Linked DNA regions of Homo sapiens: region 2 is linked to region 1. A link is an interaction called in ENCODE POLR2A ChIA-PET data of the cell type or tissue named here. Cell type or tissue: Panc1. All regions are shown on one strand.

Evidence for each region. ChIA-PET counts read pairs that join two places held together with the same protein. Peaks named below come from ENCODE experiments on the same cell type or tissue, not always from the same donor. Only the 100,000 strongest peaks of a DNase experiment are listed, where the experiment ranks them.
Region 2: POLR2A ChIA-PET joins it to region 1 with 6 read pairs; 2 of 35 experiments call an interaction of 5 or more read pairs at or near these places.

What each region holds. Positions count from the first base shown.
Region 1 is chr12:42,538,530-42,542,529 of GRCh38, forward strand. The region is part of intron 1 of PRICKLE1 (prickle planar cell polarity protein 1); the gene reads right to left. Among named protein-coding and RNA genes, the nearest start is that of PRICKLE1, 49 kb to the right of the region's middle. In Panc1, no CTCF peak of the experiment used is centred here; no DNase peak of the experiment used is centred here.
Region 2 is chr12:42,793,469-42,797,468 of GRCh38, forward strand. No RefSeq gene overlaps it. Among named protein-coding and RNA genes, the nearest start is that of LINC02450, 100 kb to the left of the region's middle. In Panc1, no CTCF peak of the experiment used is centred here; no DNase peak of the experiment used is centred here; H3K27ac peaks cover 3,148 bases.

The DNA.
Region 1 (4,000 bases):
AACAACAGAACTGCTACCGGTCAGAGGATCACTCCATGTCCCGAGCATGGAGTATCAAGATTCTAGCTCATCATTCTTTTTCCCTTCTCTGAACTTCTACTAGAGTTAATACCATATGGTTTAATGCCCTAATAGTTTGATGTGTATCTTTTTTGTCTTCCTAATTAGATTTTAAGCTCATTAAGACACAGAACCACATATTATTGCTCTTCACATCCCTAATTAGGGACCACACAGTGTAGGGATACAAGGGAAGTAAGTTTTCCTATCTTTAAGTGCATTATATATGATGCAGTTTGTTGCAAATTGCTGCAATGTGACACATAAATACAGTTTCTTGTTTCTTTTTTAAAGACATTAGGTCTTTTATCTAACCATTTATTGCCTTAGATTTCCCAAAAGTTAGAGAGTGGTAGCTATGCTAGCTCAACTTCAAGAAAAAAACATGGGAAGTAATTCTGTTTAGCAGATTTAAAATGAATTTTAAATTTTAATATAGCATACATCAAATAATTTAAGAAATAGCTGGAAAATATAATGTAATTTGATAGCTGAAGGAATGCTGAATAGTATCCTGAAAGTACAAAAACTTGAACGTCAAAGTTCTGTCTTGAAGTTAGAAAATGATTAAAATATTCACAAAAGTAATACAATCTGGCTGGGCACGGTGGCTCACGCCTGTAATCCCAGCATTTTGGGAGGCCGAGGCGGGTGGATCACGAGGTCAGGAGATCGAGACCATCCTGGCTAACACGGTGAAACCCTGTCTCTACTAAAAAATACAAAAAATTAGCCGGGCGTGGGGGTGGGCGCCTGTAGTCCCAGCTACTCGGGAGGCTGAGGCAGGAGAATGGCATGAACCTGGGAGGCAGAGCTTGCAGTGAGCTGAGATCATGCCACTGCACTCCAGCCTGGGTGACAGAGCGAGACTCTGTCTCAAAAAAAAAAAAAAAAGTAATACAACCAGAAACTTTATCTGTGTTCTTATATTACTGAGACCTTCTATTTTACCCTGAAATAGAGAGCAATGTCTTTGAATAAGACAGCTGCTGTCTTGTTATGAGCACAATTCTTATGATGGCTTTCCATCCAAAATTTCCTATTTTTCTAGAAATCTCAGCAATCACTATTTGTAATCAGTTATTAATTAAAAGCTTTAGAGTTAGGTTTATAAAGTCAGTCATTTTTGTATTTTGAAAAGTCACATATTTATGCATTAAGTTTTTTTAAAGAGTCCTTTGTGCCTTCTTAAATGTATTCCTGACAAAGCAACAAGAAAAAAGTTTTATTAATGCACAAGACTGAAAGAAATGTCAAGTATGCTAGGGTTCTGGTTTTGATTTTGGACTTCAGAGAAAGTTAAAGAAACAGTGGAACACTGCCTTTAATTACAATCTAATGTCCTGGAGAATACTTGATATCTCTCCCAGTGGGCATTCTAGGCGGTGTGAGAAGAAAATCAACTGTGATCAGTACAACATAGACTCATTCCACCTAGTCAAGTTAATCAGGGATTATATTGTGTGTACATCATGAACCTCCCTGGTTTTGTTTAAGATGGTGTTTTTCACATTAAAAGATGGAAATGTTTCAAGAGTTAAATCCATAGCTTTACTCATGCTACATAACATAAGCCAATAAAAGTTTGTGCTAAGATTCCTCAAACTCCCACTTCACTGTGGAGAGGATAACTGATAGAATGTTTCCCTCAGGAGGAGATAAGCAGCTCTGATAGAAAGATGGCTGCAGTGTCACAGTTAAGAGTTTGGGTCTGAAGTTGCTACCTGAAAACAAATTCTCTACTCAGCCTCCTCATCATGTTGGTCTTAGGAAAATTATCTCTTTAAGACTCAGTTTCTTCATTGGTGAAATGGGAAGGCAAGGAGGATTGTTAGGAGCATTAAATGCAATACTGACCATATGGCACTTATAGTAAACAAATATTTAGCATATAGTAAGCTTTAAATGAATGCTAATTATTTTTTATTATATCTGAAAGATATTTATCATAGCTTGGTGGTCATGAAATACATATATATATATAGTTTTTGAGATGGAGTTTTGCTCTTGTTGCCCAGGCTGGAGTACAATAGTGTGACCTTGGCTCGCTGTAACCTCCGCCTCCCGGGTTCAAGCGATTCTCCTGCCTCAGCCTCCCAAGTAGCTGAGAATACAGGTATGCACCACCACGCTGGCTAATTTTGTATTTTTAGTAGAGATAGGGTTTCACTATGTTGGTCAGGCTGGTCTCAAACTCCTGACCTCAGGTGATCTGCCCACCTCAGCCTCCCAAAGTGCTGGGATTACAGTTGTGAGCCACTGCGCCCAGCCAAAATATTTTCTTCTACCTCCATCAAGCCTCCTTACTCCTTAAGATCCTCTCACTTTGTGGTTGTATTTAGAAATCTTTCCTCAAATTATACAACATATCTATTTATGGGTAGAATAGAGAGGTATTTGGTTTTTTTTTCATTTAAACAAGTATGTTAGCTGCTCACTTGGAATTGCTCTATAGCCCCCATTCAGAGATAAATAATTCAAAGAACTGAAGTACAATTTCAAGAAATATATTAATATACAAATACAGTTGGTAACATAAGATGCACTTTTCCAGAGGAAAACTTTTAGGCATCGGTTGCTGAAATGAGGTCCAGATAGCTCAGAACAAAACAGAAGTTGGCGATTATATGCATAATTTATACTATATAAGGAAAAAATTACTCAGATCACAAAGAAGATTGTTTTTGTCCTCAATTATCTGGTTTGGTTGTTGTTTCCTATGCAAAAATCATGCCAACTCTACTCTTCTCTTTTTTTTTTCTTTTTTTTGAGACAGGGTCTTGCTCTGTTGCCCAGGCTGGAGTGCAGTGGTGCCATCATGGCTCACTGCAGCCTCGACCTCCTGGGCTCAAGCAATCCTCCCACTTCAGCCTCCCAAGTAGTCAGGACAGGTGCACACTGCCACGCCCAGCTAATTTTTACATTTTTTGTAGAGATGGGGTCTCACTATGTTGCCCAGGCTGGTCTCAAACTCCTGGGCTCAAATGATTCTCCTGCCTCAGCCTCCCAAAGTGCTGGGATTACAGGCATGAGTCACCATGCCTGGACCCCCACTCTTCCTTTTTTGAGCACAGAACTGTTTTCCTCATCAAAGTCAAGAGACAGCAGTCCCAGTAACATCCTCCAAGGCTGGCCAGGTGACTGTCACTAGCCAAAGAGCTTGTGTATCAGCACAGTCAGGTGAGAAAGGATCAGAAGTGCTTGTTCCCTACATTAGGCTGACCTTTCCTTGAAGGTAGAATAGTGAGCATGTTCACGTTTAAGATCATGTTTATGACAGAGCAAGTCAAGAAGGGGATCCATGCTCCCCTCTAGCCATAGGGTTCAGGAAGCACAGAGCCAGGAAGAGAAACGGGCTTGCAACATCTCATTTGTGTAGTCCTTTCAAGTTTATGAAGTCATACTAGAACTCACTCCGAACATAGTCCTCAGGGGGCTAGTATAATTGTTTTATCTTACCAAGAAAATGAAGCTATGAGAGGAAGATGGCTTGCCCAGGAAATTTCAGCAGCCTAGTAAGGAGCAGAGCTAGAAGCTACTCCCTCATCACTCTACGAACAGGGTGTGAGAAGACAGCTAAGGGGGCAGAAATGCCAAGAATTTTGATATGATGGTGTAAGATGTCACCAAGATATGGCTTGTGTGGTCTTTGGTTTTTTTTTTATGCTGTCAAAGAAAGTAAGATAAAACTAGGGCTTTTATATGATTTTTTTTCATAATGTTATTACATATTTAATCTATATTCAATATTCTCAATTTGTTTTAAAAATTTATTTTGCGGCCAGGCACGGTGACTCATGCCTGTAATCCCAGCATTTTGGGAGGCCAAGATGGGTGGATCACCTAAGGTCAGGAGTTCAAGACCACCCTGACCAATATGGTGAAACTCCGTCTCTACTAAAAATACAAAACTTGGCTGAGTGTGGTGGTGCATGCCTAT
Region 2 (4,000 bases), 250 kb after region 1:
TTAACAAGAAAGCATATGCTTAAAGGAAAAAAAATCCTTCATGTGGTTTCAATACTTAATTTTTAGTGGAATGTTCTTTCCTAAAGGTGCGTGAATTATTTAATGCTCTTCATTTATGGAATATTATGTGATAGATTTGATTGTATTTTAATTGTGTTATTTGCATTATAGCCCTTTTAATGAGAACAGTAATTCTTGGACAAGGCTCTACATCATTGTTTAAAATGGTGTTGAAATTTTGTTGACTACATTTTCTCAGTCATCTCAATGAACCAGAAAAACACATTTAAGGTGGTAACATTATGTAAAGGTACTTTGATATATCCAGGCTTCTTGCAGGTAATTGATTCATTCCCTCCCTCCCTCCCTCCTTTATCCTTCCGTCCCTCTCTCCATCCCTCTCTCCATCCATCCGTCCATCCACTGACCCACCTGGCCAATCATTCATTTATTTTTATCACATACCTACTTTATATCAAGTCTAGTGTAAAAACTTTCATGTTATGGAAGAAAAAGTAGCAAATTAGCCCCACTGTCAACAATGGAGGGTTAGCAAATTACAAGAGTAAATTTGTGTGGGGAAACAGAAAATGAAAGAATTTGGGCTAAAAAATTCTTTTCTGTGTTTCTGAAAGTTTTATATAGGCTACCTTCTTTTAATATCTCATCTGGCTATTTCTATTCATTCTCATGGTTTAAAATGAGGTGAAACTTCATGCTGTAGTCATTCATTCACTCATTTATTTATCTAATATCTACTAGGAACCAGGTCCTTTCCTATTACCAGGGATAAGACACCAGCTTTTTCCTCATGGAGCATGATTTCTGGACTGTACTTCCCTTTCCACGCTGGCTTCCCAGTGGGTTAGCACCCTGTATTTACCACTGCCACACTGTATTGTAATTACCTGTTTATCAGTCAGTCTCTTCACAAGGCTGCTGTGCTCCTTAAGGGCAGAGCCTCTTCCCTGTTTCCTGCTCTATGTCCAGCCCCTGGCATAGTCCCAATTACGGTTGCCCTGTAAATATGTATTGAGTGAATGATTGTTTACTAATATTTTGCTACCCCTTCAGTTTACTTTAGGGCTATGTTTATCTTGTTTGGGTAAAATAGTTGTATACATCTTATGGCCATAAGAAACTTCTGTTTGACTTTTATTTCACTTTGTCAGGCTGAAGTCCTACTATATCCTTCCACACACCCTATGCTAAGCTACTTATGGCTTTCCATATGGGCCCTGTTCCTTTGCTCAGATTTTTCCCTTGCACAGAACAACTTGATCTCTCTTTGCTCCTCTTCCTCAAGGCCTGTTTGACTGCCCCTTCCCTCATGCTGTCGTAGTGCACTGATCCAATCTCTTTAGATTTGTTTTTTTTTCAATATCAAGTAATAGCTATTTGTTCAGTCTGTCTCTTCCTTCATCGACTGTAAGCTCCTTCCTCTGAAGGAGGAGCAGTTCTCATTTTGGTATTCTCCATAACATCCAGGGCTGTGCTTGACACATAGCAGGAGGCCAATAAATGCTTATGAGATGAATGGATATATGAATACACTCTTCACAGTGAGTGGACTGTGTGTGACTAAGTTGAAAAAACTCATCACAGAGGAAGATGTGTACTTGGGATAAATAATATTGGCTAAAGGGAAGGGCAGGCCATATGGCAGGACATAGGAACAATATGTATGGGCCAGAGAGCACAATGTATTTATCTGGAAAGCAACAAAAGGATAAGGTTTACTAACAGGTAGGTTTAGAATCCAGAAGACTTTGAGCATGAGGCACAGGAACATGGCCTTGGGGACCCAGTGAAGGTAAGCCACCTTTTTGATTCTTGAATTGTATTTCCAATATCCAGATATTTGTGACACCAACTCAAGTTGTCTTTCATCTGTGTCTATGTTCTTGACTAATACATTCAATATGATGAATGTCACTGCCATAAAAGATTTTGGTGATAACTTTTGGCTGTGTGCAGTGGCTTATGCCTGTAATCTCAGCACTTTGGGAGGCTGAGGCAGGTGGATCACTTGAGGTCAGGAGTTCGAGACCAGCCTGGCCAACATGGTGAAATCCTGTCTCTACTAAAAATATAAAAACTAGCTGGGCATGGTGGAAGGCACCTGTAATTTCAGCTACTTGGGAGGCTGAGGCAGGAGAAGTGCTTGAACCCAGGAGGTGGAGGTTGCAGTGAGCTGAGATTGTGCCATTTCATTCCAGCCTGGGTGACAGAAGGAGACTCCATCTCAAAAAAAAAAAAAAAAAAAAATCCAAGGTAGCTCAAATAGTACAATAATAGAGTTAGGACTTCTGGGGCACTGAAACCAAACCTAGTGTTTTTTTCTCAACAACTCTCTTATCTTTCCAATCATGAAGGTAGTTGGGGATGACAAAGAATAGGTGATTAGAGAAGAGTAGGAGAAAATGGGGAGGTAAAATTATGATTTACTCATTCACTCAGTGACTATATAGTGAGCGCTCCTCCCCAGCCCTACCCTCATGTCAGTGAGTATCTCAGTCCTCAGGGATACCATACGCAGGCAATTGAAAGACAGTGAAGTAAAAGTCTTGGAAGTACTAAACAGGGTGCCTAGCCTAGTTGCGGAAAATCAGGAAGTGATATCAAATTGTGACTTAAGGAAGGTGAAGGTTCTAGTTAGGTGCTGCCTGCAAGAGACTCACCTCACTTTTAAGGACACACATGAACTGAAAGTGAAGGGATGAGAAAAGATATTCCACACCAATGGAAACCAAAAAAGAGTAGAGGTAGCTGTACTTACATTGGACAAAATAGACTAAGTCAAAACTGTAAAAAGAGACAAAGAAGAACTAATGTTCTTATATCTATAATGATAGAGGGGTTAATTCATGAAGAGGATATAATAATTGTAAATATATATACCCAACACAGAACACCTAAATATATAAAGTAAATATTGAAAGACCCAAAGGGAGAGATAGATTGCACTATAGCAATAGTAGGGAACTCACTTTCAAAGATGGACAGATTATCCAAACAGAAAATTAATAAAAAAAAAATTGGATTTGGAGTACACTGTAGGCCAAATGGACCTAAAAAACATGTACAGAACATTCCATCCCACAGCAACAGAATGTACATTCTTCTCAAGGGCACCCAAAACATTCTTCAGAGTAGGTCACATGTTAGGAAGAGAAATGTTTGGAAGAGACTGGCATCAATAACCCAGACAGCAGATGGAAAATAGCTGCTGGGAGTGGAAAAGAGTAGATGTGATGTTGGACTATACGTGGGAAAGGAAGGAAAAAAAGTTGATAATTTTGAAGAAATTACATGAATACCCTTGTTTTTAGTGATTAAAAGAACACTTTTTTTGTATTATTTACAATTATGTTTACAAAAATCTATATAATTAGTTCATTAGTGAGATTCTTACATATCTTAAGCTTTTTTTTTTTTTTAAAGAGATGGGGTCTCATTCTGTCACCGAGACTAGAGTATATTGGCACAATCACAGCTAACTGCAGCCATGATCTCCCAGGCTCAAGCAATCCTCCCACCTCAGTCTCCAGAGTAGCTGAGACTGCAGTCACATGCCACCATGACAGGCTAATTTTTTATGTTTTGTAGAGACAGGGGTCTCACTATGTTGCCCAGGCTGGACTTGAACACTTTTTAAGCAGTCCTCCCATCTTCGCCTCCCAAAGTGCTAGGATTACAGGCCTGAGCCACCGTGCCTACCCATGTTCTTCAATTTCATTTCTTATTAAAGTAATATAACTGAAAGCTCAAGTAGCATAGCTGAAATTATGCTTTAACTTTATTTTGGAAGTATTTTTTTAAATATAAAAATTACCTTTTTTGAATTAAGAAATTAGTATATATTCTACTACAGCTCTGAAAATCAGAATCTCAGATGAACATTGACTTTAAAAAAATGTATGAGGGGCTGCGCGGTGGCTCACGCCTGTAATCCCAGCACTTTGGGAGGCCGAGGCAGGCAGATCACGAGGTCAGGAGA